Regions from separate parts of the Homo sapiens genome. Here region 1 is linked to region 2. Evidence: chromatin loops called from intact Hi-C (ENCODE). Cell type or tissue: natural killer cell. All regions are shown on one strand. Each heading gives the region's core, and the rest is flanking DNA. Links, peaks and the distances in the headings are about the cores only.

The links. Hi-C counts contacts between places; a loop is a spot of excess contacts. Peaks named below come from ENCODE experiments on the same cell type or tissue, not always from the same donor. Only the 100,000 strongest peaks of a DNase experiment are listed, where the experiment ranks them.
Region 1: it touches region 2 in a loop (3-fold over the local background); 7 of 110 quality-filtered maps call a loop at or near these places.

The regions. Positions count from the first base shown.
Region 1 is chr14:22,153,945-22,171,099 of GRCh38, reverse strand. LOC124903284 (a long non-coding RNA gene) reads left to right here. Exons shown (of 2, transcript XR_007064069.1): 2 at 2,242-4,250. It also overlaps TRA, the pseudogene TRAV28, TRAV29DV5 and TRAV30. Among named protein-coding and RNA genes, the nearest start is that of TRD-AS1, 320 kb to the left of the region's middle. In natural killer cell, for the core only: no CTCF peak of the experiment used is centred there; a DNase peak (open chromatin) is centred at 7,889.
Region 2 is chr14:22,368,020-22,385,174 of GRCh38, reverse strand. It overlaps TRD-AS1 (TRD antisense RNA 1), which reads left to right. Exons shown (of 5, transcript NR_148361.1): 3 at 2,770-2,824; 4 at 3,195-3,331; 5 at 3,501-5,770. It also overlaps TRA. Among named protein-coding and RNA genes, the nearest start is that of TRD-AS1, 110 kb to the left of the region's middle. RefSeq lists an enhancer at 812-1,521. In natural killer cell, for the core only: a CTCF peak has its summit at 9,610 (motif pointing right); no DNase peak of the experiment used is centred there.

The sequences.
Region 1 (17,155 bases), core at 3,076-11,075, 210 kb after region 2:
CCAAATTTAATTTAGACATTTTGTCTGTCTATTGGCCTGTTGTTCAGATATTATCTCTGCTAGATGTTTTAAGATCATAAAATGTGTTTTTATGACAATTTTTGACACTTAACTTGTCTATAAACTATGTTTTTGGATTTGGGCCTTTAGGAGATTGTGAAGCCTAGCTCCAGGGATTGTCCTTTGTCTTGGACTCTGTATCTGGTGCTTAATTAGAATTACTTACTTCCTCAGTTTTTCACTAAGAATAAGAGTTACTAAGAAGTAACATTACAGTTTATGTATATAATTATACTAGCTATGGCCGGGCGCAGTGGCTCACACCTGTAATCCCATTACTTTGGGAGGCTGAGGCGGCCCGATCACCTTAGGTCAGGAGTTCAAGACCAGCCTGGCCAACATGGTGAAACCCCATCTCTACTAAAAATACAAAAAATTAGCCAAGTTTGGTAGTGTGTGCCTGTAATCCCAGCTGCTTGGGAGGCTGAGGCACGAGAATTGCTTGAACCCAGGAGGCGGGGGTTGCAGTGAGCTGAGATTGCATCACTGCATTCCAGCCTGGGCGACAAGAACGAAACTCCATCTCAAAAACAAAACAAGACAAAACAAAACAACAAACTACTAGCTATAAGAGAAACAGTTATATATGCAAAGTGTATAAAGTTGTTTTGTGTTTTTGATAAAAAGCTTCTAAGAAGGCATGGGAATCTGGTTTCTGTTAAAGAGAAAGTAATTTTTCCCAGCATGGAGATCTTTTTAAATTAATTTTTTAAAATTAAGTTTTTAAAAAGTTAATTTTAAAGTTTTCTGAGTAAAAAAAATGATGGATAAAACTCAATGAATATAGAAAGTTGAAAAATTAAATTTTTGTTCTAGGGTAGACTGATAGGACAAGACTAAAGATTTAAGCAAGTTGTAGAATGTTTGTGGAAGACTGATCTTGTGGAAGGAATTCTGTGTGTGATTATTTTGTTTGTTTTTTCTTTCTTTTTCTTTTTCTTTTTTTCTTTTTTTTTTTTTTTTGAGACAGGGTCTCACTCTGTCACCCAGGCTGGAGTGCAGTGGCGTGATCTCGGCTCACTGCAAACTCCACCACCCAGGTTCAAGTGAGTCTCATGCCTCAATCTCTCAAGTAGCTGGGATTACAGGTGTGTGTCACCACACCTGGCTAATTTTTATATTTTTAGTAGAGTTAGGCTTTCGCCATGTTGGCCAAGCTGGTCTTGAACTCCTGGCCTCAAGTGATCCACCCGCCTCAGCCTTCCAAAGTGCTGGGATTATAGACGTGAGCCACCACACCTGGCCATTCTCAATTCTTATCAACATATGACTCAATTAAAACTTGTTGAGTGTTTCCTACATGCAGTGTTGTGCTGGGTTGATGTGAAAGGAACAATTGAGGAAGGATCTTGACCATTGGGCAAACTGGTAAGATAACTCAGGGTCCCTTGGGCAAAGCTGGAAATCAATCAGAATAAACCTCAATGAGAAGAGAAGGCAAGGCAAATATAAAATTGAAGTACTTCTAAATGCCATTTCCCCAAAACAGATATTTAAAACCTTGGAAAAAATAATGCTAGTGACCTTTCCAGATAGGTAACAAGATTAACAATCTAAATACCTACCGTGTACAATCCTCACGTCCAAGAAAGAACCAGACAATTTTTTTTTTTTTTTTTTTTGCTGTCCTATTGTCAAGCTGTGGGTACCTAGGAGAAGAAAGAGAGGTTACTTTTCACTTTCAGATAGGAATGCAGAGATCCAAAAGGAGTTTATATGTATAGCTTCAGTCAAATAGGAATTCACTCCAGTTTTTGAAACTGAAATCTATGTAATTTTCTCTGAATCTAAGTTATCTATCATATAATACCAACAAAGCAATTAAATAATTATCAAGAAAACAATGCCAAATTAGATATGGTCTTAAGGCCATGGCTTGCTTTTTGTGTTATATGTTGAAGCAAATGAATTTCCTTCAGGTTTCTCTTTTATCATGGATGAACCTTCTGGTAAGTTCCCCATACTCCTGTGGTGGGCATCTATGCTAGGGGAGCATCTGCGGCTCAGCTTTAGGTTTGAGTACAGGTCTTGGAGGCCTGGGTATCACTGTGTCTCTGTGCCGCAGAAGTAGGTTCCTGAGTAACTGAGCTGGGAGGCCGTAAGGTACAGGGAGCTTTGCTGCTTTTTTTCATTAAATGAAGCAGATATTTTGTCATGACCCTTCTGTTCTCCACCCTTCAGTAATATCATCAGGAAGACGGGTGCTTCACCATGCTTCTGCCTGTACCAGTGTACAGAATATAAAGCCTTGGAGGAACTGCAGTTGATGACAGCATCTTCCCCTTCTCGGAGGATCACGGCTTGAGGACTCTGCACTGGTTGTTGGCTTCTCACCCCTGATCAGAAAGACAATCGAATGAGATGCTCAATCTCGTGAAGGGAAGGGTGATTTTCTCTCTTCCTTCCTTATTTAAAACATTAAGCATCACCACATAATTACGGTACATTTTCCTCACTTCTTAGGTCTGGTTCTTAAAAGGGCCCTTCCCAAGACAGAAAGCTATTGTCATTAAGATGCTGTCATATCACAACCTCTCCCAGACTGAATCGTGTACTCACAGGTCAACTGCCACAACAAGGTGCCTGAAAGCACTTTCAGGAGAGTCTCCATCCTTGGCCTGCCAGAATATCCAGTCAGCTTCTGAATGGGCTTCCTTAACAGGAGTTGCTTTGAACTCAGAATGAGGCCTGTTGCAATTGCTTCCAGGATATTGCAACTTTGGGGGCAACCAATCAGAGACACATCACAACAGTTTAACTGCAGAGAACTAAATGCATCTACCTAGAATACTTTTTAAACAGCTCTCCCCTGTGGCCAGACTGAGGAATGTTGATTAAACTGTGGATTTTGGCTTTTCTTGAGTAAGTTTTCATACAGGATAGGTTTTTTTCTTGCTATAAGAAGGGCCTATCAATATACTGTGTTACAGAAAGAATTACTCCAGAATTAAGAGAAAAAAGAAGTATCAAGGGAAAATGTATTATATGTATTTTACTACATATATATATTTTATATACATGCCCACACATGGATATAATATATAAGTATGTGAACTCATAGTAATCTTTCAAACAGTGACATTTCATTATATTATTTACTTGTGCAGATTTCTTTCACTGCTCATCATTGTCTTCAAGATAATGTAATGTACAAACATCTTATAATGGCTTTTAATTATTTTCACAAAGTGGTTTCTGCTTATTGCTTTAGTTTTATATTTACTGACATACATTTTGAGTTGTATGCTCTGGCCATCCTGAATTAGTTTAATGTCATTCTCTTAACCTAAATATTGACTTCATGTCTTTGTACATTCTATTTATCTTTTTCTGTAATACCCTGTCTCTGACTCCATTTTTGGCTAACTGTTTTACAGATCTTAACCTAGATACTACTTCCCGTAGGCAGCTTTCCCTTACATTTAAGTTTCCAAATTAAATGCCACTGTTAGGTGGTTATATTCTACGCTTCTCCTATGATAGCTTTTATTATACTATATTGTAATACACTCTGCAATATTACATGCTCCCTGAAGGCAGAAACAATGCCTTATTCTTCTCATTTGCATCTATTGTTTTCAAGTCTAAGACACATATTAGGTATCAAATGAATAACCTTATTAAGTGAAATCTCAAGTAAATAGAAAACATATTTGGTAACCTCACAAATATTATGGTTACTCATTTATAAAACTGAGAATTAAGGTACAACTGCTTTGCAGTGGTGGTTTGAACATTTTATGACATACATAATTTTAATTATAGCATAATTCTGGCTTTTAGTCCTCAGGTTCATTGTGTTCTGTGTCACCTTGTACATGCTGTTTCTATCTTTAAGATCACTTTTACTACCTTCTCTGTCTTTCAACTTGATTGACTCCTACTAAATCTTTAGGTCTCAGCATAGGCAAGACATACTACAGGCTGCCCCTGACTCACCTCTAAGGCTAAGATGGGGGTGGGACTTTCCATATGCCTTCATACCTCCCTTTGCTTTCCCAAGGTTGGCCTCATTTCACTTTACTCTGTCTGATTAGCTGCCTACATAACTAACTAGACTACAATTTAGTCAAAGAAGATATGTATTTTTCCATAGCTCTTTTTTTCCCAGCATGTAACATTTATGCAGAACTCAGCAGGCAACCAGTTAACAATTGCTAATTGATAAAATGAATAAAACTTGAGACCGATGTTAGCTGGAAATCATTGCCCTTGCATTACAGATGAAGGTCCTGATATAAAATGTTAAGAAGTTGATTCACTTGCTCAAGAAGACACAACACACTTATGGCTAGAACAATGCTAGAAAGTATGTTTTCCCAATGCTGTTTCCCAAATATATTAGATAAGAAAAGAACGTAAATAGATAACTGTGGGAATGAATGAAATGTGAAAGTTGAAGCAGTCTGAAGAGCTTGAACAAAAAGACAGGGATGAGATTGAATGTAGTATTCCTTTTTCTGGTATGATTCTACGTTGCTTTAGAAGGATAAAGACAGCATTAATATATTCCCTCCCCATTATGCAAGACATGAAATGGGGTAAATGTAACAGCAGTTAGAGTGAAAAATGTCCATTGTAACAGAACTTTATAATGGGTTTCAGTAATTTATAAATCATGTTAAATATATCTGAAAAGAAGAAAAGCTGATTTATTGTCTTAAGGTATTTGAAATAGTTTTGTTAAGAGCAGGGATATATAGTAACTGGACTGATTATTCAGCTGAATTTCCACATTTTTTGAAACTGAAATGAAATGATTCATCGTAGCTACATTTCTCTACACCCTGCTAGAAGACAGCAACAACTCTCGCGTGTCTGCCCTTTTGCTGGGATCTGTGGCTACAGCTTTGAATTTGGGAACAGGCTCTGGATGCCTGTGAGCAAAGAGTATGCACAGCAGACTCTCTGCTCAGAGTAGCTGAGGCTCTAGAGTAGGAGCCCGAGATGTGCATGGAATACCCTAAGTATGAAGAGTGATGCTTAATATTCCTTCCTGCTTTTCATTCTCATTTACGTGCATTACGAAAAGGATCTTGGAATTTTTCCTGCCTATACCAATGTAAGCCATAAAAAGAACAGAAAAAATACTGCATGTGATATTGGTGCTCCTGGATATGGAGGGATAATAAATCTAATTCACACTGAGTTAGCTTTACATCCATGTTCAGGAATATAGAATTAAATATGAGAGAATTGATCAACCTACAGATTTTACCTTATAGTTAAACCAACCCCACAAGGATCCCTAGATGAACAAAGCTAAGCCAACCTATATATCACCCCTATTCTGATAAAAAATGTCTTCAGCATTCCTGAAATCACTGTTCCTGAAGTCACTGTTCAGATTATGCCATAAGTAATGGGATTTACAGAGGCTTCCGCATGCTTCTTGGGAAGTATCCTGAATTTCTGTATCTTCTCTCTGTAAAGATCTTCAGCTTCAGAAAATCAGCCTGTGAGGAACAAGCTCTAATCATTTATCTACAAATACAATATACATATAAAACCATAATTTCAGCTTTTAATTCTCTATGAGTGATAATCTCACTCTTCTATAGGTCAATGATGAAGACATGTATGATAAGAATTTTAAAGATTGCTAGCTGTTCAAAAGCATGACTTGTTAATAGCTTCTGTAGGAAGGGCCCATACTTGGTGGTTTGGGGCATGAGTGACCATGAACTCTCTTTTCTCACAAAGTTAGTGATACTGAACAAATCCCTGAACTCCCACAGCCTGTTTTCTCTACTAAAATATGGATTATTCTAATAGTTGTCTTAAATAATTATTAGAAGAATTAATGTAATACATGCAAAACAGGTGGAATAATAGAAGTTCAACATAATCTAGACATTATTACCATTACACAACAGTGTGCTCTAAGTGATAAAATTCTTTCTCATGGAGCTACAAGTAACAATTCTGATACCACTATACATGTTTAATGGAATTGGACTATGATGTAAATGAATAGTGGGTGGTAATGACAAAAATTCTTTGCTTGACCAAACTTTAGTCAGGCTTTTGAAGTTTCTCCTAAGCTCATCTGTACATTTTCTTGTAAAATGTAGTTTTAACAAGAATCCTTCTAAGTCAGTTTAGCAAGAACCACACCCTCCCCTGCTGCCCTCGTCATCCTCCGCTTGATATCTGATTACACTCCATATCCAACTGGGCTCCTCATCCTCTATCATCCCCCAGGGGATTGATGTCTGATCACCCTGACCTGTCTTCTGCAAGGATCCTGTTTGGCTGGTCTAGCCAGACTATCCCTTGGTTCTAATGTTTCCTCTTAGTAATTTCCTATCCACTGACCCCTAATCTGCCCCTTGGCTAGAAATCTCCACTTGTCTATGCTGTATTCGGAGTTGAATCCAATTCTTCTCCCTCACTGCAAAATCCTGTTGCAGTGGTCTCTGTACCTATCATGATGGTCCTAAATAAATTCTGCCTCACCGTGTTTTAACAAGTATTACTGAATAACTTTTTGTTAACAGTGAGAGCCAGGCTGTGCACCCCTGTAGTGGGAATTTATGGATAAGTAAGGGGAGGAGGCTAGTGTGATCCACGTGGTAATGATTTAGCATTGGAGACATTGCTAAGAACGAATGTTTAACTTAATATAGATACAGATGGTTATGCTACATATAGAAATATTTATAGATATGCAGATATACATAAGTTAGTATTCACACATGCAATTCTTTGCTCAGAAATGCCTGTACACTGAGAAAAACTAAAAGAAAAGACATCTCAGGAAATGTTCATCACTGGAAGAACCTGCAGTAGGACCTTGGTTTTCCCATTCCAAACACACATCCTTGCCCCCTAGTATACAAGGGAGACAGGGCACCCGCATTCCAGAAGCTAGCAGAAACAAAGCATCACTAGAGATTTATGCTTTAGCTAAATCAGCAACCTCTTTCTGAAAGTAGAAAAGGAGAGTGGTTAGACTCTTAAACACTCTAAAACTCAGGGAACTTTCTTAACTTATTTGTAAGGTTTTGTCATGTATCAGTCTTTCTTTAGGCTCAACTTGCCTCACCTACTTCAAAGCATAATCTCTCATATTGGCATGTGTAAATGGAAGCGAGTCTATGTGTCTCCCAGTCTGAGTCCCCAAAGCAGGTTTGAGTACGGGCTGCAGGTGCCTGGAGAGCACTGTGCGCTTGCTGCACAGAAGTACACTGCAGAGTCTCCAGGCTGGGAGGGCACAATGTGCAGAGAGAGGTGCTTGGCACTTTTGTTTAAGAAAACAGTGAATCTTCCATCTTCATTTTTATCCTTAATGGAACTTATAGATATCAGGAATGTAGGACCTTCAGCAGGGTATTTTTTGTACCATAGGAAATAATCAAACATGCTGTTAGTATAGTCACAGTTCAGAATAGAAATTCTTCCTTCCTGGACGCTCAGGGATGGTGAATTTTGCTTAACTTGCTGGTCATCATTCTTCTGTTGACTGTTTACCCCTGTTTGGAAAGAGAATAACAGATTTTCAGTTTTATTTTTAATGTCCCCACAGGAAACCATCAAGATCCGGAAAACAAAACAAAACTTCTCCAATTATCTCCCAGCCTTGTAGTGTTCCTTGTAGCTTTTCTTACTATATTCAAACCTCCCATGCACAACTCACAGTCTGGCTGAAGCCACAGAATCAGCACTGATGCCCCCAGGAGCATGGCCATCCCTCCTGTGAAGATGCAGATTGTCTTATCTCCTGCCTAGAAAGCTGCAAATCTGACTTCAACCTCCTGTGCTTTATTCATGTCCTTCCACAGACCCTTCATTTTACATATGAACAACCTGTGTGGAGCTCTAAGCTTATTTATCTTTATGAAAGGAAGCACTGCCCCCTTTAGTTCAAATGTAGAAAGTTTCTGTAAATGTGTTTCTGTATTTCCTAAAGATGATTTTATAATGCCTTCTCCATAAAAAGTTAAAAAACAAGAGATTGAAAGAGAAGGAAAAGTTTTTAGAGAACACACACACACACAGCAATAGTAGAAAATGATAGCTGAAAATTAGAGAATTACATAAGGTCAAATGACTGACACCTTGTCAACTGGCATACTAAGGCAGACATCTTGTTTAAAAACATTAATAAGGATTGATACTTATTGGGGACGCATATGGGTATGATGTTTTATTTAATACAATGATATGAATTTAGAACACAAAGAAGTTTCGTAGCTTACTCTTTAGTGCAATTGAATTCTAATATGGTCTTCAAATATGCCCATATTTTCTATATGATAAATAGCACAACATAATTAAATTAAATTTAAATTCTGGGTACCTCTCTCAAAAACACAAATCAGCACAACAAAATTTATCTTCTGTATTAGATCACCTTCTGAACTGAAATTATCTCTATTGGAACTTGAATGAGATCATTTAGTGTGTTCTGTATTTTCAAAAGAGAAAAACGGTGACATAATCCTGTAAAGTCTATAGACAATATATTCATGAAATTTACCAGAAGATGCCAAAAAGGCAACATAGCTGCTTATCTTCACTCTTGGTCCACAGGTAATGTATTTCCCCATGGTTTACTATGATGGAGGAAGGAAGAAGAATCAATTGTACTTTTAATGCTGAATTAGTAGGGCAACTAGTGATTTCAGCTGAGATTAAATTCCAAAATGTTTTTTGAAATTATTTTTAGCAAGGACTGATAACACATAATAAAATAATATTTGATGCATATTTTATTATGGTAATAAACATTTTGAATTTTCACTTGAAGAATAATGAAACAAATACTCAGAAAAGTTAAAATGCCTCTATTAAAAGTGTTTTAAGTCCATTAATACATTAAGTCTGGCTGGGCATCATGGCTCACACCTGTAATCCCAGCAGTTTGGGAGGCCAAGGCGGCTGGATCACCTTAGGTCAGGAGTTTGAGACCAGCCTGGCCAACGTGGCGAAACGCTGTCTCTACTAAAAATATGAAATTAGCCGGGCGTGATGGCACCTGCCTGTAATCCCAGCTGCTTGGGAAGCTGAGGCAGGAGAATCGCTTGAACCCAGGAGATGGAGGTTGCAGTAAGCCGAGATCACGCCATTGGACTCCAGCCTGGGCAACAAGAGCGAAACTCCATCTCAAAAAAAATATATATGTCTATGTAATATATATACATATAGTATATATATATATAATATATATAGTATATACATATAGTATATATATATAATATATATAGTATATACATATAGTATATATATAATATATATAGTATATACATATAGTATATATATAATATATATAGTATATACATATAGTATATATATAATATATATAGTATATACATATAGCATATATAATATATAGTATATACATATAGTATATATATACATATGTATAGTATGTACTATACACATATAGTATATATATACATATGTATGTATATATATAGTCTATTAAAAATAATTGATTCAGGAGAAACTGATAAATTGTCTGTGTTGCATATTATATACTTTAAACCTATATAATTCAGACTTTCTAGTGAAGAAATTTTCATTGATTTATTTGTGTATTTATATATCAATCAATATTAATTTAGTTTTTATGCAATATTTAGCAATGTGCCTGGCTTAGAGTCTCAAATATGGTTATGGGACAATCTTCATTCATAAATACCTGGTAATTTGAAGAGAAAGAAAAATGTGTAACTATATACTTACAACATAGCACGAGACATGAGTGTTTTTATGAGGAAAGCATAACGGTGATCCATTAGTTCTGCTGAGGAGGTTAGCAGTGTGGAGTCAGGGAAGACCCTACAAAGGTAGAGCCCTTCAGCTGGGGCCTTAAGAGATAAAGGAAGATTAACAAGTTGGCTTTGTAGGAAAAGGGCATTCCGGACAAAGGTATCTGCAATTTTAAAAGTACACAGACAAATTATAGCCAAGAGTGCTCAGCAAATGAACTCCGTTCATTATAGTTGAATTTCAGTATCTGTCTGTAGGAAATTTATGACTTGATGTTAGGAAGGGTGGTCACACGCAAAACATGAGGATCCATGCATGAATCATGTATAAGAAGGCTGATTTTGCAAGTCCATGGGGCCTAGTGGTCTGTAATAGTCTCTCTCTCGCTCGTGCTCTCATACACATGCACACAGACTCACCATTTAGACAACAAAAGTACAAAATACACAATGCACAGATGCATCACAAGCCCCATGTTGAATCATTGGATATGAGTGACTCTATGCCTTGCTACAGAAAACTGTTTTATTTGGGAGGGGTGTTAGTGCGAGATTTTTCAGCAAGCTTTGAGGCTGATTGTGGGTTATTGGTGGCTCACAATTTTATATTTGTGGTGAATTCACCTTGTTGCTTGTGTGTGTGTGTGTGTGTGTGTGAGAGAGAGAGAGAGAGAGAGTGAGAGAGAGAGAAAGAGAGAGAAAGAGAGAGTATTACAGCCCACTAGGTCCCCTAGACCTGAGGAGATTCTGCTCCTCCTGGGGTATGCATGCTGGAACCAAGAGAAGTTCTCACACTGAAGACTGTGTCATTAAAGTGATTCTAAATCATATCATAGAACAATTAGAATGAAATAGAACTTTTATCTACCGAGAGTGGTGAACATTAAAAGAACTGATGATGGCTCCGCCACACAAGAGCAAGAGGTTCTATTCTGGAGATGTAAAAAATTCACAGTGTTTTGAGCTTGTGGGAGAGCAGAAGATGAGCCTATCAATTTACAAATTTTATAACGTGCTCAAAGCATGTTATAAAAGTCACGTTGACACTTCTATTCCTAGGGAAGTAACCACTCTAAAGAGCCTGAACCTTGGCCTTATTCAGTTTTTATGACAAGTCCCTTGCAGAATCAGTGGAGATGGGTGACACAGCTGTCTCTGCACAGGAAATTAGTTGGGGGAGGGGGTGGGGACACTTGTCATAGCATATCCATATTCATATTTGCATACACCAAACTGAGTCACCAGATATGTTTAGAGAAGTCTGTCTTCCCTAATAAAGACTACTCAGTTATACTACCAGGAATTTCTGAAACATGGGAGTAGAGCTATTCCTTTGATATCTTTACTTTAACAACACAGAATTAGATTGACATATGTTAAATTATTCATAAAGTTATAAGTAATTTCTTTCTGATGAGAATTTTTTAATTAAAAATAATTCCTACATCTTCACATAGTGATAAATCTGATTCTTTGTATATATATATAGATAGATTTTTTTTATTATTATACTTTAAGTTCAGTAAATTTGATTCTTTACACCCAGTGTTTCATGGAAATGCAGGAGCCCACAGGCTGTATCCCTTTCTTCCCTCTCTTCTTTCCCTTGCAACTCACCTTGCTACATGTGTTCTTTTAAGGTCTACTCTTTTTCTGGTAAGACTAGATTTCTGATTGTTCTTTCTCCCAATAGGTATCTGGATACACATTTTTAAAAGACGGACAACTTTCCATTGAACTAATTTATATTTGTCTAGTGCATCAATCAGGGTATCGTCAAGTGCAGGAAAGTCACCATGAGTTGTATGGGATAGGGGCTTAATTATGGGAATTTGGCTTTACGTGATTGTGAAAGGAGACAGGAAAGTGAAGGTCTAAGGGCTGTGGGAGGGCCAGAGAAGGAAACTCTAACCAGTTAATCTGAGAAACCAAGCATTTGCAGCTGCTGAAGTGTGATTTGAAGGGGAAGTTCAAGGAGAAGTCTAAGGAAGCTCTTGCCTTTGTGTGGTTACCATCTCCATTCATCTATCGCCAGGCATCTGAAGGTGACTGGTCAGCAGGAAGGCATGCTAGGCATGGAGTGGAACAGAGTTAGAACATGCTGGCACCTGCTGGGCATATCCGTGTCTATTTGTCAGATATGACAAATGACTGCTTCAGAGAGCAGTGGCTACTGTTTCACTTTTGCCTTCCATAGCTCACACACATTACTCTTTGGCCAATTTTATCCTGCTACTATACAAAAAAGGAAACTCTGGGAAACTTGGTTCCCTGCTTAATCCAGTACAAACCACCATTTTGTACCTCCTTATAAACTTTGCGTTAGGTCATACCTCATTTGATGGTATTTAATTTCCATATAAGACAATAGTAAAATAATTATTCTACCTAATAGGATGCAATTTCTTCCATAAAATTGTAAGGATGCTAACCTTTTCCCCAAAAGAAAATGCAAGGTCCCTTGTGTCACTTTATACATCTTTAAATGAAGTTTATTCTTTTTCTAGTTGAGTCATACTTCTCCTTTGATAACCTGTGAATTTTATAGTGAGCCATAAAGCTAACAAATAAAAACACATACTATTGCAGACAGTAGAAGAATAAAAGAAATAAAAAGAATGGGTTGTTAACCCTCCCCGCCCCACACACACACATCAAAGTAAGGAAGATGTACCCATAACTACTTCAGATCTTGTTTCTGTCACTGGTCAAGAGGTTGTAGCTAGTATGCACAATTTCATTCTTCTGCCATCATTCATTATTGTTTTTTGCCCTCAGCAATCATATTTCTTTGTCTGGTGGGATGATAACCTCAAGATCTATGTCTTAGCAGTCCTGCCTATATTGAGTTGCTGTAGTTTTCCATTAAATTTTATCATCATTCATGGTGGGATTAAGAGTTTCCACAGACATACTCTTCTTTACCCCCACTGTATTGTAGCAAACCATTTCTCCATGAAAGGCAGCATCAATCATCTCAGCCAGTAGAATAACACCTCTTCTTTGCTTTTGGTTGACTGGAATGAGGAGTCCATGCCATTCTCTTGCCTATACTATAATGTCAAATTAGTTTTGGCCAGCCCAGCTGCTCAGGTGTCTACCTATGTGGATCAAATGCAGTGATCTTCAGGCCTCCATAAGCTGTCCCCAAATTTGCAACTGGGCCACATATGTTTCCCGGCTCCTGAAGAGGGCTGGGCATTTGCTAGACTCACTCATCCATGATTTCAGAAAAACTTGAGGGAAATGAAATTGACCCTTTGAAAAACAAAAGCAAAGCTGATTTTAAGGATTTTTCTCTTTTTCCTTGATTTTCAGCAGTTTTACTCTGATGTGTAGAAGTATGCATTTCTCTTGTTCTGTGTGTGTTTATGTGTGTGTGTGTGCATGTGCTTTACATTTACCCTGTTTAGAGTTTGCTGAGTACCTTGAATCAGTGGAGACTTTTATCAAATTGGAAATTTCAGCTTTATTTAATAGTCAAAATGGATCACATTTATGTATCATATTTATCATATCTTATACAACTTATTTAGAAATACTTTCCACACTTAAAAGGGATTAGGGTCTCTGAAGAACTAACATTTTCTTATCATCAATCAGTTGCATGATTATTTTTATTTGTTCTTAGTGCAGTTATCTTTATCTGCTCTGTTAGGATGTAGATATGCTTAGTAATTTTGTTCCCCATATCCTTCACCTTACCATATTATGATTTACAGACGATTCATTTCAAGGTTCTTATTTAGTCTCCCATAAAATAAGAGTTACTTATGAACATTATTTAATAACTTGCAAATTATACATTATGTCTTAAAATTGCTATAATCTGCCTTGCTTCCTGCCTATATATGTATGCTGTTCCTCAAATTGGAGAACCTTCCCCCACTTGCTTTTGTTCTTCAGTCTGATTAACTCCTATTAAATTGCCAGATTTTGAACTGAGGCACCACATACTCCAGAAAGCTTCCTTTAACAGACATCTGTTTGTTTTTATAATACCCTTTACTGTGCCAGTTAAGTCCTTCTCTATTTTATAGGAACTGATAATAAAAATGTGTTCCCCACTAGAAATATATTCAACAAGGAAAGAACTCTTTATTTATTCAAAGTTCCCTACAGAACCTAATAGGTATTTGATAATTATTTGTTGAATAATTAATGTATCAAACTTGTGAGTAGTGGTGGGTGGGAAATATCATCTTCACATTATAAATGAGGATTCTGAGATGAGGGACAAATAAAATGACTCACTTGCTGAAGATGACATAGCATACTCATGACTGGAAATAAGCTTTTTTCTAATAACCTTCACAAAACATAACAAAGAGGAAAATGATATAGATACTATTGAATATGAGCAAAATGAACAATTAAAAATACTTTAAGAAGTTGGAGACCGGGTGTGGTGGCTCACGCCTGTAATGCCAGCACTTTGGGAGGCCGAGGTGGGCAGATCACCTGAGGTTGGGAGTTCGAGACAAGCCTGACCAACATGGAGAAACCCTGTCTCTACTAAAAATACAAGAAATTAGCTGGGCATGATGGCGCATACCTGTAATCTCAGCTACTCGGGAGACTGAGGCAGGACAATCGCTTGAACCTGGGAGGTGGAGGTTGTGGTGAGCCGAGATTGAGCCATTGCACTCCAGCCTGGGTGACAAGAGTGAAACTCCGACTCAAAAAAAAAAAAGAAGTTGGAAAAAAAAATAATGAAGGATTAGAGAGCTTAGCATGTCTTTTTTGACACATTTTGGTTTGACTTTCTCAAGATTTTCCTTTATACATAGATAATGTAAGATAAGAATAAGTAGCATTCGGGGTGCAAATACCCTTTTTGACAGAAAGCCTTATCATTGAGTTTGAGGGATCCTTTATCTAGAATTTCTGACTCATTGATTCCCTGATTTAGGGATTAGGATGTTAGGAATTGTTCTGTTTAGCACAGAGATAGTTACTAGAGTAAGTATTCATCAGAATCTTTTTTGGAAATGAAATCACTTTGATTTATCAAGTGTATGCTTCTCAAAACCATGTTACAGCAAAACACATGGACATCTCTAACTTATTGTTGAGTCTTAGAATTGCAGGTACTTGTCTGATTTCAGGCTTCAGGTGCCTGGGAAGCACTGTGTCTCCACAGCATAGAGGTAAGTGGCTGAGTCTCTGGTCAAGTATGCAGAAAGCTCTGACCATCCTTCATGGTAGTAGAGGCCATCTATTTTCCCTCTTCCTTTTCATCTTCACTTAAGTCTGTTAGAAAAAATATCATGGAAAATTTCCTAGGATTCTGTCTGTACTAAAGTAAGCCATAAAAAAGATGTGGAAAAGGAAGTACAGGTGAGACTGGTGCTTTCTTGCTCTTGGATATGGAGGATTGAGGACTCTGCTCATTCTTATCCAGAGAGATATGATAATATATGAAAGAGTTGATCAATCAATAGATTTTGCCTAGTAATACCATTCCCACAGATATCTGCAGGGGAACCATTTATGCACCTGCACCATAGTGTCAAGTTACAACTCATTTAGAAATACTTTCCACATGAATCAGGACATGCAAGGAGATGTAGGCAGTGGGAATGCAATGCTAATCACATCGGGACCTACTGCCACTCTCGGGGATGGGTTAGGCCTTCAGCTATGGTTTCATGTATAGGCTGCAGGTGTCTGAAGAGCACAGTGTCCCCACAGCACAGAAGTAAATAGCTGAGTCCTCAGGCTGGGAATCTGATGTATAGGTGGCCATAAAGTTCCTCAGCTTTGACTGCGGATTTTAGTCTTCTTTTTTGCTGTATTCCTGAATTAATGTTAAATAAGGACATGAGGGGTCCTCCAGGCTTTTGATGAAACCACTGCACACGGATCATGTAAATAGAACAACTGCACACCAGGAATGAATTTCTTCCCTCTTGGAGGATCAGGACGTGAGGACTCTGCTCCACTTTCATTTGCGCTTTTACCCCCGTTCAGAAAGAGAAAAGTAGATGCAGATGAGAGTCATCACAAAATCACTGTAGCTGTTTCCAAGTGTAGAAAATTTCTCTGTAGTTTTCTTCCTTATGATAGAGGACACAGCTTAATTGAGAGTTGCGTTCTTTCTCTTTCTCCATCTCTCCCGTTCCTCCATTGCTCCTTTCCAAATTCAGTTGTGATACTCCTCCAGGTTTCCTCTGGGCTGTCCTTAACTCACAGCAAATCTGTATCCACAGGAAGCCCAGCAAGATTCCTATTAATGCCTTCATGATTCTTTACTTTTTTTGCTACAGGGGCACACCTTGATATCTATTCTCTTTAAATATTGGTAAGTATCATATCTTGAATTTGGAACTAATTTTGTTCCCATGGCTGAGAAATTTCATGAGACAGATTCAGCGGCAGCAGCTCCCGGGAGTTGCCCCTCAGCTTCCTAGTGGAAAACTCCACCTACCTGTGGTTTAGTTCACCTTCTGCACACTGTGGTGCGTATGCGTGAGTCCTTGTGTGTGTTTGTGTGTGGGTGGGGGGTAATGGAGGGGTCATCTTTTTAGGGTTTAAGAATCATTTTGGGGAAGAACAGGAACACAGTAGCTTAGAGAAAGAATAGAGAAACAGTCTATATGTCTTTGAGGAGTCAGAGATAAAAGATATTGACCAAGGTGAAATCTGGAACGTGATCAGACTGAAAAATTTTTTGCATTGTGAATGAATTGTATAAAAAGTTATATATATTTATATATAAAATACATATGTTTATATATATATATTACAATTCCCGTTTTTACATTGAAATTATCTTATTTAATTTATTAAAGCCAAATGAAATAATAGCAACTTAGGACGTATGACCACCATAGGAATAAAAATGTGTTATAATAGTAGAAAAATGTTAACATCCTCATTTTGTGTATATGAATATATAAGTAATAAAAATATATATACACATATATAATAAATATATATACACATATATAATAAATATATATACACATATATAATAAATATATATACACATATATAATAAATATATACATATATAATAAATATATATACATATATATACTAAATATATATATACACATATATATACCTTCTAAAAGTTTTTCCTGCTCTATCAATTCAACATTCAATATGTAGACATATAGACCATTGGTTTTCAACCAGGGGCTATTTGCCTCCAGGGACATTTGACAGTGTCTGGAGACATTTGTGTTTGCCACAGGTGAGAATCTTACTGGCATCTAGTAGGCAGAGATGAGGGATGCTGTTAAACACCCTACAGTGCCCAGAAAAGCCCCTTCCCCCAAAAGAATTACCCGGCCCAAAATGCTAGTAATGTTGCTGTTGACAAACTCACAGAGACAATGCTTTTCAATTCAGACAGTCCTCCATAATTTTCT
Region 2 (17,155 bases), core at 4,849-12,848:
TTATACATTTCTGTGAGTGCTGAGACACAAGATCCAGCTGCTTGTTGGCTTAGCTGTGTCGTAGAGTTGGGCTGGATTACCTTGGTCTTATTCATAGTGCCTGGACAAACAGGCAACCCTCCATACACTATCAGCTCCAGGTCTTGGAACCAAAGTGAAGCCAAAGATCAGAGTCTGTGTCTTCCTTCCCTCTCTCTTCATTTCTGGAAACATCACAAGAAAGAAGAGAAATTCTGCTCAATTTCATGGGATTGTGAGGGTGTTGTCATTTGGAGTCTAATGTGGATCAGTGGGAACCACAGCCCGTGAGCTTCCCACATCTCCCTTGATCCCCCGTCATGTCATGTCTTCTCTGAGCTTAACTGAGTTTAACCCCCAACTTGCAAGCCAGGAACTGGGGAACGGAATTTAATTTTCCTTGTGCATCTACTGCATGCCTTCAACTTCCCCACAACACTGACTCATATAACTTTCACAGCCAACCAAGGTATGTATTACGTTCTCGTTTTATGAACAAAGAGGACCTAGGAGGTTAAGTAACGTTCGCAAAGTTTTAGAGCTAATTGTGCTAGAGATAGAACTTGAATCTAGATATAAAGTTCTGACAATTTCTATGACCATATACAGCGAAAAGGAAGGAGTAGGCCAATTCTCCTTCTTCCTCTACCTACCACTGTCTTTGTGAAAGGGTCAAGCAATGCTGGGAGGGAGGAGATTCCTTAGCTGTGTCCTTTCCCAGTAGCTCCACTCCCCAGGCCTCCACCACATGTCATGAATCTAATCACTCCAGTGGTCAGCTTCAACTTTCAGCAGGTGCTGGGATTTGGCCAGGGCTTGCCCTGGTAGTCATGTGAAGGGAACAGCCCAGTCACTGTCACATCCTTAGCAGCCCGCTGTCACTCCCAGTGTCCTTAGGGCCAGAACTGACCAGCATCCCAGAAATTCCTGAGCTGAATCTTGTTCCCAGGGACTACTGAACCCCTGAGAAGGAGGGTGGGGGAGAGCCAGATACCCCCACCCACCACTGTGCTTTATCCTCTGACAGGCTGGACCCGAGTGAGGAAGATCAGTGGCAGGAGTGACCTCCAGCCAGACTCCTTCTGCCCTTCACTTTCCCACAATGGGAGGGTGGACCCGCTTGCTCTGGGCCAGTTTCTCATGGGCTTCTCTGAAGCAGGTACTTGCCGATGTGGGAATCCCCATACTCTCAGGGGACCCTGAGATGTTGGGGACTTCCACCCCTCAGAAGAGGGAGGTGATAAAGTTGGCTGGGACCTGCAGGCTCGTCAGCCTCAACTACGTAACAAGTGGCAGGGCTTGCCTGCTTGTGAGAGGCTCTGTTGTCTTTGGAACAAGTTGAAGGAATTGACATTAATATTTTTGAAGTAAACATAGGCCCTGGAACTCAAGGCACAGGCCAAGCACCCCTCAGGTAAAGCTGGGGCCAAGGTGAAACAAGCAGATGCAGGAAGTGCAGCAGACGAGTGGCCAGAGGACAGGTGTAAACCCCAGAGAACTGGTCAGGACTGACTGCAGAGAGGGTGGCAGACACCGTCACTTCTGGCACAGGCTCAAAGGGGTTTGCAAAGAAAGAAAAAGGAAGAAGTGTTAAGACAGTCTGACGGGTGATGAGTGTTCTATTAGGGTGGGATTTTTGCATGTGGGAGAGGACTTCTGATTGGTTTTCAAGTAAACTTTTCAATCTTTGATTCGTTTACTATGTATTGGTAATACATGGGGATTTTCCAGGCTGGGTAGGCCCATACGAGTTTTCCAGTTTTCACTGAATTTGAAAATATGGTCGTCTGCTTTGGGTCTGAGTCTCACATAAGCAATTCTCAACCCCAACTCTGCCTTCTAATCTTAGGTCTTGGGCAAGACTGTTAACCTTTCTGGGCCTCAATTTCCTTGTCTATAAAAGAAAAGGGTTAAACTATGTGATCATCTGGAAACCAACTCTAGGTGCTGAGAAGGCAGAGGTCCCTTCCAGGTGGCCCACCCCTTCCTCGTCCCCTGCAGTCCTCAGGCAGCAGGCTGCCCTTCTGCAATCAGTTTACTTCTGGAAGCTGCTGTAGATACTCAGCCTAATTGGATTTTCCGTGTGTAAAGATGTGAGTAGAGTCACAGAGAGGTTTCCTCCAGGCTCTGAAGGCCTCCAGGATCACTCTGGATGACAAATAGAATTTAATCAGTTGATCAGTGTGCCTAAATCCTCTTGTCATGGTGGTGATGTTTGCAGTTCAATTTCATTTTTATAGAATAAGGGATTCAGTGATTTGGTGAGAAAGGGAGGTGTTTCTTTTGTAACCATGATATTGCCATATTATTTAGCCCCGATTTGAGTGTGGTTCTCTGTTGAGCACCATCCCCAGTGCATTAAATGGAAAGAAACTTCTCTCTTGAAGCTTCCAGTCTGAATCAGCAAGGTGGTTCTCATATGAAAGGTAGACAGATATACAGGCTAGTGCAAAAACACCAAAAAGTTAAACCTGCCTTCCCATGAAGTTGCCATATCTTTGACATTGTGAACAAGCACCAGCAGACAAGTGAGCAAGGAATTAACCATGAGAGTAACATTCCTGTCCCAAATTCAGAGCCATTAATGGTTCAGGAATAGGTCTAGGAGTGCCGAGGTCCTTAGCTGGCACCATCAGCCTACTCCTCTCCCTGATGGATGTGAATAGAGGAAGGAAGGAGAGATTCTTTAATAGACAACTACTGAACAGGAATTTTACATTTACTCTTCTTTTCTACATCCCACTTTTGTAGATGAAGAACCTGAGGCTCACCTTGCTTAAGTGACTTGAGCAGCTTCACGCATCTTGTAAGTAGTAGAGACAGAGTCAAAACCAGATCTTCCTGCCCTCTCTATCATATAAACCACTTACACTGAATTACAAAGTGAAACTGATCTATGGTGAATTGTACTAATGTTCTGCTTCTGCCATGGGCACCAGAGGAGATACCTTTCTTTGTTGACACTAATCTCAAAGGCTAAATTAGATCCCCCAAACTCATTTCCATTAATAACATGTCAAAGGCTTGTGTCATGCGTTAATTTATCCAAAGTGATCTTGATTCTATTTACATTTTGGTGCCACCTTTTAATGTCACCATTTTTATAAATTAAATATGTAATATATAAAGCCAGTCTTCACTTACTGATATGTTAATTTTTAACCCAAACTTCTTAGTCTGACATTCCAGCAATACCGGAGCATTGACAGTTGATAATAGCTCTATGTGCTACCTCTCCAAGAAACAAATTTGCATTTTAACCTGCCCCTTCAATGGCTGAACTTCAAAGGGTCACTGATGAATGCCACAGCAGGTTGGTGGGAATATAATTCTTTTTATGGATAATATTTGTGTGTGTATGTGTGTGTGTGTGTTAAATCCTACCACATAAGTCACTAACCTATGGGTAAGGCCAGTCTTGACCTAAAATGAGGAATTCTGTAAAATTTCAAATGCAAATCACATTTTATTTTTGATGTTAGAGAAAACTGCAAATTGGAACAGCAGAGCTGTGCCTCTGGCCATTTCCTGGAACTACAGAGGAGCAACTTGCCCCGGTTTCCAGTGGGTGATGTTCCTCTTCTGCCACAGTCCCTGGCGATGTTGATGTGATTGCCATCAGAGCTCAGAAGCACAGAGCAGAATCATCCCCTGGAGGAGGATTCCCTTCAGTGTAAGAAGTTCTTACAGAATTAATCCTCAAAGACTGTGGGTGGACTCTGCCAGGTTTTTCCCCGGGTGTACCAGAAGAGAGGAAGAGCCCTCAAATACAGGAAAGTGCTCTTTTCAGTGACAGTAGTTCTTTTGGGCCCTGTGGCTAAGTGTGCTCCCACCCCAGCAGTAAGATCACAGCTAATCCTGAGAGGCAAGAGCTCACACCAGGCTACTGAAAGAAAAAGTGTCCTTTGTGGATTGCAAGAGGAACTGGGACACACTGCTGGAAATGAAGTGGCAGGTCATAAACTATCATAAACTCAGGAGGAGAGGTGTTCCTTTTTGAGACACTCATCACAACTAGAGAGAATGCAGCTAAGAAAATGCAGTCTTTAGGGGGACCTGGACTGTTGAAGTATTTGAGCTATTCGGAGGAAATAGAAACTTGGAAGAGATCTTTGTTCCACTATTATTTGGCAGCCCCTTACCCGCAGCTGCCATTACTCCAGATTCTCTCTGATGATCCTGCATCAGGAGAATGAGTTGACTGGGCACCACTGGGAAATGTGGGCAGCTCCAGGCTGAACTAGAGAAGGGGCATGTCAAAGGTCACTTATTTGTGGCTTGACCCTTTGGAGGCCAGATGTAAGAATCAATTTCTCACAGGTCCCATGCTAACGCTTTTCATATTTATTTCCATCTGAGACTCACTTAGGCTAGGCAAATATCCCATGGGTCTGTACCTCTCCAGTGCTTTCTTGCTCATGTAAAATTAGCTCATTGGAATGAATAAAGAGAATGGTATTACTTTGGCTCGAACACGAATGAGCACTTTCACTTTGTCATAGTGTAAATATTAAAGTTGTAAGAGACAGCCCAGGGACCAACTATTTTTTTTTTAAAGATCCAAGTGCTTGCATAGTTTCTAAAATTCTACACCGGGGAACTATATCCTCATTCAGCACTGAGACTCCTTGGTTCCCTAAAACCAAAGTCTCCAGGTGCCTTCAGGGGCCAACCAAGATGGAGCTCCTTATAGACCCATGCAATGTCAGAACTGGAAAACTTAGAAATCTTTCAGTCCACCCATCATTTTATGGGTGGCAAACTGAGATCCAGAGAATGCTCAAATCTCATAATTAGCTATGAAAGGTTATGATTAAAATGCAAATTTGGGGCCTCCAATTTGGTCCTCTTTTCACTCTCCTTCTTGCTGGGGAAAGAACAGTGATTCCTTGATTGGCAGAGCAGAAAATATCTTCAGTTTTTAGGATGACTTTATTCCCCTAAAGAGTATCTTTGTCACATCTCCTCCTTGTCCATTTTTAGAGACTCTACAGTGTTTAGCTACTGGTAGATTTGTTCTAGTGGATCTGGTACAAATCTTATAGAAATATCTACAATTATTCCATGTTATTCTGAAATTATTCATACAGCATTTCTTCTGTTTTATTAGCCATTTTTAAGGGAGAAGGAACCTAAGATTAATTGCTATGGCTACATGTCATGCTCACCAATGAACTCACCTCATTTTAATCCTCATGATCTATTATAGTAGGAATGCTTGTTGTACATAAGTATTCAGGATTACTGAATCCACTTGAATTTTTTGAGGACAGTGGCCAAATACAATTCTGTGGTCAATTTAGGCTGCTCCTACTGTTCCCTGATGTTAGGCATTTTCTTCCACTAGGTCCTCTGGAAGGATGAAAAACAAGGCATTATTATACTTTTGAATAAAAATGGTTTGCCAAACAGATTATGTTTGTAGTTTGTGCTGTTGAACAGAAATAATAAAGAACTCTACTTGAAGTCTGAAACAAATTCAGGAAAAAATTAAAGGCAGTTTTATTTTACATAGTAGGGAGTAGATTTTAGGAACTCCTTGCTCCTGGGGTAGAGCATATGAATGTGTATTCTAGAGAGATTCAGACAAATTCACTTATGTTAGACAAATGACTTTAAGGGAAACTAGGAATGTTTTCAGGGCACATAACCTTGTATTTAAAAGATACTGTTATTAGATCATTTTTTCTCATTATAAAAATATGTTTTCATTGAAGAAGAAATTGTGGTTTACATACAATTATAAAAAGAAGAGGAAGAAGGAAATAATCTATTATCTCACTACCCAGAGACAATAACTACATCATTTTGGCATATTTCCTTTTAGTCTTTGGTCTTAAGTATATTTTCTGACATTGTTGAGGCCGTTTTGTACATTCAATTTTCTGTTAACTTTATTTTCCCCCATGTAATTTAAAACTCTTGAAAATCTAATTTTTAATGGTGGCATAGTATTCTACTGGGTAGATGTTGCTCAATTTGCTTAACTGTTTCTCTAGTGTTGGATAGTTATGTTATTTCAAATTACGTGAAAGTATGAAAAATATTTAATGAACATTTTGCTTATATAAAATCTGCTCAGAAGACCCTTTTAATGATAGATTTCCAATATTTGGGTCAAGAGGATGACTATTTTAAAAGCTGTTGATACCTAATGCCAAATAATCTACTGTTATACTGTATCAATTTGCAATCATAGCAGTAAAAATGTAATTGCTCTTAATATGCCGAATTTCATCAGCATTAGATTGTGATTGTTTAAAAATAGTTGTTAACTTGATATGAATTATAGCTGTCTTCATTGCATTTTAAAATTTTCAGTGTTTTTTTTCAAATATTCATTAGTAATTTATACACAATTTTTGTATCCGAATTTTGCCTATATATCCATCAGGCTAGTGTTGTCCTTATCCTTTTATATACACTTTTAATATATTAAGCATATTAACATTTGACTGTTATACAGCTCACATACCTTTTTAATTTTTTTTTTTTTTACTAATTTGATACTGATTTTTTAATTCAAACATTTTTAGATATTTGGGAATCTTTTAACTTTATGCACTCAAACTTACATATACTATATATCTCTGAAATTTTGTTTACTGCCTTTACACTTAGAAATTGATTTTCTATCCTGCTGCAGAGGAAGAGGACAACATTTAGATATGAAAGGAATAGCTGGTGGAAAGACTTGGTTTGGGGCTGGATTGGAGTTGATTGTATTAGTTGCTTTGATCTCTAGGTGTCTCCTCCCCATTACCATGCTTCAGGAACCACCTTGGTACAACAAAGAGAACCATTTATCTCAGTGTGATAAGGCTCTTACCGGGCTGAGAAGATAGAGAATCTGTAGGCTGATAGTGAGAGACAGTGAATGTTTTTCTAATTAAATTAATGCATGAAGGGAGAAGACACAATGCCTCCCACTTCCGCAAGAAAAAGAATCTAAGTTCCAACTTGACTCTAGCATTATGTGTCTAAGGAAGTCATAATTCCCAGGAGGACAGTGTCAGCACTGTCCAGAGGAGAGAGGTGTTAAAACTGGATGCAGGTAAAATCCAGTTAACAGAGAGGCAATTTTTGTTGGGAGGTTGGGATTCTTCATAGTGGTTTTTTAGATTTAAAGAAAAATGTACAACCCCCTCTCTCGAGCCGTTTACCTTTCTATGTTCTCAGCAAGCAAATTTCTTATCAGTAATTTGGCTTTTAAAGTATCATGATAATAAGGAGGAGAAGGGAGAGACCAGAAGAGCAAATGCATTGGTATTTGAGGTTAAGCCTGAATCTCGTCTCAATTTACATAGCAGAAGCTTACCTCTGATGGGCTGATCCCCTCTGGGTTTACTAAGAACATTCACCTTCTTGAACATACAGACGAGGACCAATTACTCAACCAAGATACTGCCATGAGGAGTTTCCTCTAGCCATCAGGAAATCCTACTACCACCCCAAAGCCATTTGGAAAACAAGTGTTTTTTTTTTTTGTTTGTTTGTTTTTAAGTGAAGGGAAAAAATATTAATGGATTGGGGAAAGACCAAGTAGAATTCACTAATCCTAATGAAACTAATAAATGGAGCAGTCAGGAAAGAAATAGATATTAATGCCACCTTTCAAAACTTTAAAAGGAGAGGCGTAACCAGGAAAACAAAATACAAAATAAAAAATCTGCTCAGATTTTTTACAAAAGAGCTAATGTTGTAAGGTTTTCACCTCAATTCATCCCTTGAGCAAACACATTTCTGTCAATGGTGGAAAGTTATGGAGAGAAGATGCCAATGACCTGTGCACTCAAGTGTCAGGGGGAGAAAAGGCTGGACAGCAGGGATGTGTGTGTGTGTACGTCTGTATGTGGATGTACACACTTCTACATGGGAATTTGTAAAAAAAATTTTGGTTAAGATTGTGGACTCTGAGACAGATATCTGGATTCAAAGTTTGATTGTAACCCTTACGGGCTTGGTGAATTTGGGCAATGTACTCAGTTCCTCTGAGGCTTGGTTTCGTCATCTGTGAAATGGGAAAAATATTATTAGCATCATAAGGTTAATAATAAGTTTACATGATACAATATATGACACATGACAAAGTGCTTAGAAAAATGCCAGTCACAAATCCCCAATAAAGGTGGACTTTGTTATTTGCATAGGTATATGCATGCAAATATACGATGGTGAAGAAGAAAACCTAAAAAACAAAGTTTAATTATGCAAGTAATATGCTAATACATCCTTATTATAAAAATAAAAGCATTGCAATTAAAACCAAACTCTCCACTGACTGTTCTCCCATCCCACAATATAATTCCCTCTTCCACAGGTACTAATAACAGGGAATTCATCAATGTACTTACAGTCCTTTTGCTGTGCAATATTTAGGGTTTATACTGTACAATATTTTTATCAACATAAATAGCATAATACTGTATATATTATTCTGCAACTTGCATTCTCAATCAATAATGCATTTTGGCAATCTTCTCTTTTCATTATATGTAGATTCGTGTCATTATTTTTAATATATGGAACATAGACTTATTATAACCTGTGATATCACTTTTTACTATATGATTATGTTATTTCCAACTTTTTATGGCCCCAAAATTGCTGCTTGTTCATGCTTTCTTTTACAATAAGAGTAATGCCAAGACTGGGACGCAGTAATTGCTAGGTCATAGAATACATTCCTTTCCAATATGAATATTTACTAACATATATTTTTATGTTGTGATGGGAAAGATATCTCACCTATTTTCCTTGCCACCAGGGTAAAGTGGTATATTAATTTCCTTGTATTGTATATTGTACTCGAGATAGATAACTTGTTAATTATCTTCTAATGTTAACATTTATTCTTTTACAAATTTCATTTCATCATAAAATTAATATGTGCTTATTACATTGAAAATTTGGAAAATACAAAAGAGTGGAAGGAAAACAATCCCCGTATTCCTATGAGGTGAGATGTTCGATACCCAAAAAATGGCGTACTTTCCTAGGAAATTTTTTAAAAACTATAATTTGGTAACAACTAATGTTAAAGATCAGGTTACTAGTATGCTGTTTTGAAATTAACAAGGTAATAAGTTACGGCTTAAAGATACCAATATTTTACATTATTTGAATTTCTGTTGGAAGAATTTAGGAATCAAAAAACTCATGTATTTTATATATTAGTTACAAAGTTAGTATTCCACATTTATGAACTTTTTGTCCTTTTTTGAATAGTATTCTTTTTACAGAGACAAAAAGTTATCATTACTTTTAAGATGCTTCTGAGACCTGTATGGAAATTATAATAGTAACAAGAATTATTTAAAAATTGAATTTAAAAGTTATTTGTGATATTTATTATACTTGGAATATATGCATCTCTAGAATTTTCATGGGTCTTCATAATTTTATGGAGTTAAAAATGTGTTTTCAATGGAATGGTAGTCTAAAACATGTAGTTGGGCAGCATAAATTATGTGAAATTTAAGTAATGTGATATAAAAATTAATAGCCCATATATTCTGAGAAGAATGGGTAATTTTGTGGTTCTCATCAAACTTAAATGAGATTTGCGTAATTTCAGTTGGTGAACAAGCTAAAGGAATCGTAGATTGTTTTTACTCCTGCCACATGGTGGAGCTACTTCAGCTTTAATGGAAAGAACCAGCCATTGTTAGTATGGTATGTTCCACCTGTTGCTTTATGAGCATTTCTATAAGAGATCTTGGTTATTTTATGCTATTATGTTTAATAATCACTTAAATAATTTCAAATTGTTTTACTTCTTTTTATATTAGCATTCATTAGGAGTTGGTACTAAAGCTCATGCTGGAAAATGTGCATTCAGATACATAACTTTTCACAGATGTTAGCTATAATTCACTCCCACAGAAAAAGCCAAACAACTCCCTTGATGTGTTTTACCACTAATTTAGAAAAGAGCAGTTGCTAAATATTGTAGATAATGCTAAGAAAATAAAGAGCGGCATCAAAACAGAAATGTGCTACAAAGTTGTAGGTATTTGGGCTCTGTGAACCAGTTCCCCACGGAAACATAAGCCTTAAATTATGCAAAATTATAAGGAGTACATACCCCTCATAAAACACAACTAACTCACGTTGGGGCTGAAAAACTATAAGCAAACACTGTCACAATATTTTGATGCCCTGCTTTGCTAATACTAATAGTTACTTTAATACTAAGTGAAGGCCTAATAATGTCAAGTAATTTGAATATAAAACAGTCATTGGAAAATAGAATCATAACAAGTTAGATGCTGTAAGCATGGGGAACTCAATGAATGATTGGTGCTAAATTCCCCATTCACATGGCTGTACTGTGTAGAGCTCATCTTTTGTATAAATCACTGTACTACAGTTGATTAGCAATAGTAAAGAATGCTTCATTAAAAGTTAAAAATATTTCTTTCAGTATTGTACTATTGGTGCACAGTAAATTGATTGGCCCATCAAGTGAATTAATTAACAATTCAATATGAATTTGTTTCAAACAAAGGAAAACAAGCATGAAAATTATGTACAAAATGAGAAGAATCAAGTTAATAAGCAAAACCCAGCACCACGTATATATCTTTCATCTATTAAACTCAAAACTGGTGACTTAAATGATGAACTGGATAAAGAAAATGTGGTACATATACACCATGAAATACTACTCAGCCATAAAAAAGAAAAAAGTCACATCCTTTGCAGCAACATGGATGGAGCTGGAAGTTCTTATCCTAAGTGAATTAATGCAGGAACAGAAAACCAAAGGCTGCATGTTCTTACTTATAAGTGGGAGTTAAACATTGAGTACACATGGACACAAAGAAGGGAACAATAGACACCAGGGCCCAGTTGAGGGTGGAAGGTAGGAGGAGAGTGAAGATTGAAAAATTACCTATTGGGTACTATGCTTATTACTTGGGTGACGAAATAATCTGTATCTTGTCAAACCCCCATGACATATATTTACCCATTCCACAAACCTGCACCTGTACCACCTAAACCTAATATAAAAGGTGGAAAGAAAAAAACCTGGTGATTTAGTTTTAGCCAAGTATTATCATTACATTAAATTAAAATTATTTATTGAAGTTGTAGTGGTTTTGAAGCTTTGTGAATGTTTAATTTATATTTTTAAATTGTTGGCATAAGAGCAATAAGCATATAGAGTTTATAAATCATATTATGTTTCTACATGTTTAAATAGTATTATGTTAAAACTAATTTAGTTTACCCTAGGGCCTCTGAAAATTACTTGTCTTTTAAGGAGCTGTATCTGACTCAAGTATGCTATTGGTCCTGGGAACTTTGAGTTTCTTTTGCAGACAGCTTTTCTCTTTTGGTCTGCCTGGAAGAGTCCCTGGAAGGGACTGTGGCTGAAGTCCACATCATAGAATTTATGCTGTTATTTTTGATAATCACTTAAAATAATTTCAAATTGTTTACTTTTATATTGGCATTCAGTAAGAGTTGGTGCCAAAAAGCTCATACTGAAAGATGTGCACCAAATACATAAATTTTAAATACTTGTTAGTTATAATTCTGTGTTCAGGAGGCAGATACTTGAGGAGCACTGTGTAGCTATTGCACAGAGGCAGGTAGCTGAGACTTTGAGCGGGGGAATGATGGTGAGCAAAGAGCAAAGGTAAGCCTCTTTACTGAGCTGGGTTACGAATCTTCTACTTCGTTTCTCTCTTTCTTTCATCGGAAAAGGTACTGTCTGAGAGACCAGCACCATTTGTATAAAATAGATCAGAATGAAGTTCTCTACATTTTAGAATTCAGAGGGCTGAGGCCTTGGCTCAGTCTCCTCTTGGTATTCACCCTCATTCAGGGAGACAGTCTAATATAGAAATTGGGCCTTTTGTTCATCATCTCCTATAAATTTCTTTTTATCTCCAAAAGGACTCCTCGTAGATCTAGATTGATATCCTCATATTTGAGAGGAAAGTTCCTGTGTGCCCCTCTGTCCCTCTCCAAGCATCTCCCAAATCCTAGGTCAGTTGCAGCCATAAAGATCACCAGTGAACCCGTGGAGCATCTGTACTTTTCTTTCTGCCCACATTTGCTATCTTCTGAGATTTAGAAGTTGTGCTGGATTATGCTGGTCAACTTGCTTAAGCAGACAACTGCATTTCTCAGAATCCCCTTTCATGTATCGCTCTGTATTAGCATTGGCTAAGAGATGAAATGGGAAAAGAGTTAGAACACAGAAGTGGTAACTATTACTCTTAGGAAGTCACTGTGGTCACATACAGTGATGGACAGAGGGAGAGATGCTTGGTAGGTCCCATATAGTCCTTGCTTTCCTTCACTCTGCATCCAGCGAATCTTTCTGACTCTTGGCTCTGCTGAACAACAGTGACTCGAGACCCATCACCAACTACTTGGCTGTGGACCCACAGAAGTGGTTGCTACAGACAGGTAACCACTCTCCATACAGTTCTTCATGAGCTCCCCTTCACAGTCCCACTTTGGTGGTTGAAAGTGTTTAGCTTCCTAGATTTCCCCCAAGCCCCAGCCTGTCTGGTCCATCTGTGCTACTGCATAAGATAGACAGGTTAATGACCCTTTTTCTGATCTTCTGACTCCTTCTTCCAGACCTTTCCTTCTCTAGCTTCTCTCACATTTGTAAGGTCTGATTCCACAACGAATCCACTATTCCTATATTCTGTATCATTCACAGTGGTTCTGCTTCCCTGACTGACTCTTAACTGACACAACTATTGGTGTTGGAAGTGAATCCAGAGATAGAATTTTAAGGATGGGAATTTGGTGTTGATTCTCTGATTCGATGAAGCATTAGTGACTATACTGCCAATGGTAAATGGGACACAGTAGTCCTTGATATCAAGTGCTTATAGAAGGCAAGGTGTTAGATTACCAGGTAGATGCTGCCATAGACCAATGTAGTGGAAGTAAGGAGTATGAGGACTGGAGTTTGTGGGTTGCTTCAAAGTGTCACAGAGAATATGGAGAAAAAGAAATAAACTCAGAGTGTTGAATGTTCAGTTCAAGATGCAGGCAAGGGACTGAAAAGTCTTTGTGACTACTCTGAAAGAAACTCTTATCTCTCATAGCTGCAAGATCTGATATTTCAAAAAACCAAGCCCAAAGACTGATCCTGCAGCTAGCTAGATTAGAACATCAATTCAATTGAAGGTCTTACAGTTAAAATTAGGGCTTTGATTGGGACAGAGCTGGCAGGCTGTATCAGGGCAGGAACAAAATGATGAGGTACCATGCCTGCCAAAAGGGCTGCAGGATTTTTCTAATTTATATTTACATTCCAAAAGTTTAGACTGTAATTTCTCCTTCTTTCCTCCCCTGAAAATTGAGATGGCAACATGTAGGCAGATTCTTTGGAAGCTGAGAACCTTGAAAGCCCTGTCTCCTTTCCCAGCAGAAGCAGCCTTTCCCTCTGAGGAGTTTAGTCCTCCCTTGATTGAAAAGGCTGTAAGGACTTACTCTGTGGAAAATTGCTGAGACCCCTCAAGACTCACCCCCAACATCTTTCACTGTTTGTATGCCTATAGCTAGACTCAACTCCTGGCAACCCATATCAGGGCAGGAACAAAATGATGAGGTACCCTGCCTGCCAAAAGGACTGCAGGATTTTTTCTAATTTATATTTACATTCCAAAAGTTTAGACTGTAATTTCTCTTTCTTTCCTTCCCTGAAAAGACCTAAAGCCATTTGCCAAGGTCATAGTGCATTTGGGAAGGGTAAATAACCAGACCTTTGGGGGATTTCTGGACATTGGCTCTGAAATGATACCAGTCCTTGGAGACACAATATGCTACTATTGCCTATTTACCAGAGTAGGGGTTTATTGAAGCTGAATGATTAATGGTATTTTGGCTCAGGTCCATCTCATATTGCATCCAGTTAGCTCTGAACTTACCCCATGGTTATTTCCCAAGTTCTAGAATGCTTAACTGAAGGAGGCACACTCAGGAAAGGCAGAATAACTACATTGATTATCTGATCTGAGGAGTGAGGACAAGTAGAAGGCATTAGAACTGCCTTTGTATTCCAAACTAGTAAATCCACAGCAGCACTGCATTCTGTAGAGACTTGTAGAGATTAGTGCCTCTATAAAAGATTTAAAAGATGCAGGGCTGGTGATTTTCACCACACCTCCATTCAACTCAACTATCTGGCCTGTGCAGAAGACAGATGGATCTTGAAGAATGACAAAGGATTATTGTAAACTTAATCAGGTGGTGAGTACAATCACAGCTGCTGTTCCAGATGTGGTTTCATTGCTATAGTAAATCAATATATGTACATCTAATATATGAATACTGATATGGGAAGTCATTTTTTCCTCTATATACATGTTAGTAGAGACTATCAGAAGCATTTTTCTTTCATCTGGAAGGGTGAAACAAGGTACCCTCCTTGTTTCACCTCAGGGTTATATCAACTCTCCAACCCTGGCCTATTCTATTCCACAGGAAATTGATTGCCTCTTCATTTCACAACACACCACATGGATCCTCTACACTGGTGGACCAGGAAATCGCAACTACTTTAGACACCTTGGTAAGACCCATAGAGGCAAGAGGTTGTGAAATAAATCCCAGAAAAATTTAGAAGTTTGCTCCTTCAGGAACTTTCTTGGGGTTTCATGGTCTGGGGAAAGTTGAGATATCTCTTTCAAGGTGAAGTTCAATGCTACATCTGGTCTCTCCTACCATAAAGAAAGAGTCCCAATTTCTGGTGTGCCTCATTGGATTTTGGAGGCAACATATCTTATTTGGGTGTGTTGTTATAGTCTAAACCTATTTGCTGAATGAGTAATCTGAAAGGCTTCCAGTTTTGAATAAGGCCTGGCGAAAGACAAGCCCTTGTGAGAGGGTGGCAAGCTTCCCTGCCACTTTGGTCATATGACACATCTGATTCAGTGGTGCTTAAAGTGCCTATTGAGCTTTTGGCAGGCCTCTTAGGTAAATTCCAGAACAGACTTTTAGAATCTGGGAGCAAAGCCATGCCATACTCTGCAGATAACTTTTTTTTTCTTTTTTCTTTTTTTTTCTTTTTCTTTTTCTTTTTTTTTTTTTTTTTTTTTGAGAAACAGCTCTTGGCTCTTTGCTGGATCCTAGTATTTGACCATGGACCATTAAGTATCATGTGACCAGAAATGCCCCCTATGAAATGAGTATTGCTTAACCCACCACCATGTTCTGTTGGTTATAATCAAGTCACAGAGCCAGTCCAGATCAAGGGGAAGGAATTATGCAAAATTCCGAATACTGAGAGACATAGTTCATTGGAAGACCATCTTTGGAAACCAGCAGCTATCACAGTTTCCTTGGATATTTTCTGAATAGAGAGATTCTTACATTAATAACTGTTCTCTTCACCAATAAATATTTATGGAGAACATACAGTATGTGCAGAACCTGAACATAAGTGGAAGAAACAGGGAAAGCATTGCACCTTCCTCAAAGTTTGTGCATTCTACCATGAAATATTCACACTAACATTGAAGCTAAGAGTAGGCTGGAAATCCCAGAAGTGAAAATTAATATACTGGTACTGATGGTCAATGGGTGTATTATAGCTCTCTGTGGTGAAATAAATAGATTGATAATGGGCTTCTGTATATAGTTGTATCAACAATAAAACGATGGAATGCTTTCTAGCTCAAGATTTTTACAACCCAATGATCCTTAATCTGGTAACTCATTCCTCATAAGACTCATTCCTCATAAGACCTGCTTACCTCAAAGAATTGTTTATGAGGATACGTTAAAATAAGTATCAGAAAGGACCTTGTAAACTATAAACAATGGTACAAATGTAAGAGACAGTTATTGCATTTTCAAAAAGAACTCATAATAGGCGTGATGTAAATATTTGTTGAATAAATGAATGAGAAAATAAAATAAATTCTTGAGACAAATTTAATATATGGTTACCTGAACTATTGTTATTTTTCAAGTTCAGCCTCATTATACTTGCCAATTCTTGGTGTTTGTGTCTTAATCCCTTTTTTTTGTCCCATATTCATGGCTTGGGAAGAAAAATAAGCAGATGAAAGGAAAATTAAAGTCAGAGAGACAGTGTCATATTTAGGTGATAAATAACATCATTTACTTATTTATACATGTATCAGATCTTTATTCATTTGTTGAATAATTCAGACAAAGTCCTGGGCTTTTTGATACTTAGATTCTTTTATAAAAAATGACTTTTATTTTATTTTAGTTCAATAATTTTTTGGGGAACAAGAGGTTTTTGTTACATGGGTCCATTCTTTAGGGTGATTTCTGAGATTTTGGTGCACCCGTTCTCCCCTGAGTCTCCAGAGTCCATTATATCATTTTTATGCCTTTGTATCCTCATAGCTTAAATCCCACTTTTATAGGTGAGAATATACAATATTTGGTTTTCCATTCCTGAGTTAATTCACTTAGAATGATGGTCTCCAGCTTCATCCAGGTTGCTGTGAATGCCATTATTTCATTCTTTTTTATGGCTGAGTAGTATTCCATGGTATATATGTGTATACATTTTCTTTATCCACTCGTTGGTTGATGGGCATTTAGGCTGGTCCCATATTTTTGCAGTTGTGAATTGTGCTGCTATAAACATGCATGCACAAGTGTATTTTTTGTATAATGACCTGTTTTCCTCTGGGTAGATACTGAGGAGCAGGCTTGCTGGATCAAATGGTAGATCTACTTTTAGTTCTTTGAGGAATCTCCACACTGTTTTCCATAGGTTTCCATTCCCACCAACAGTGTAAAATTGTTCTCTTTCACCACATCCATGCCAACATCTTTGATTTTTGGATTTTTAAAAAAATTATAGCCATATTGTAGGAGGAGTAAGGTGGTATCACATTATGGTTTTGATTTGCATTTCCCTGATAATTAGTTATATTGAGCATTTTTTTTCATATGTTTGTTGGCCATTTGTATATCTTCTTTTGAGAATTGTCTATTCATGTCCTTAACCCACTTTTGGTTGGAATTATTTGTTTTTTCTTGCTGATTTGTTTGAGTTCCCTGTAGATTTTGGATGTTAGTCCTTTGTCAGATGCATAGTTTGTAAATATTTTCTCCCACTCTGTGGGTTGTCTGTTTACTCTGCTGATTATTTCTTTGGCTGTGCAGAAGTTTT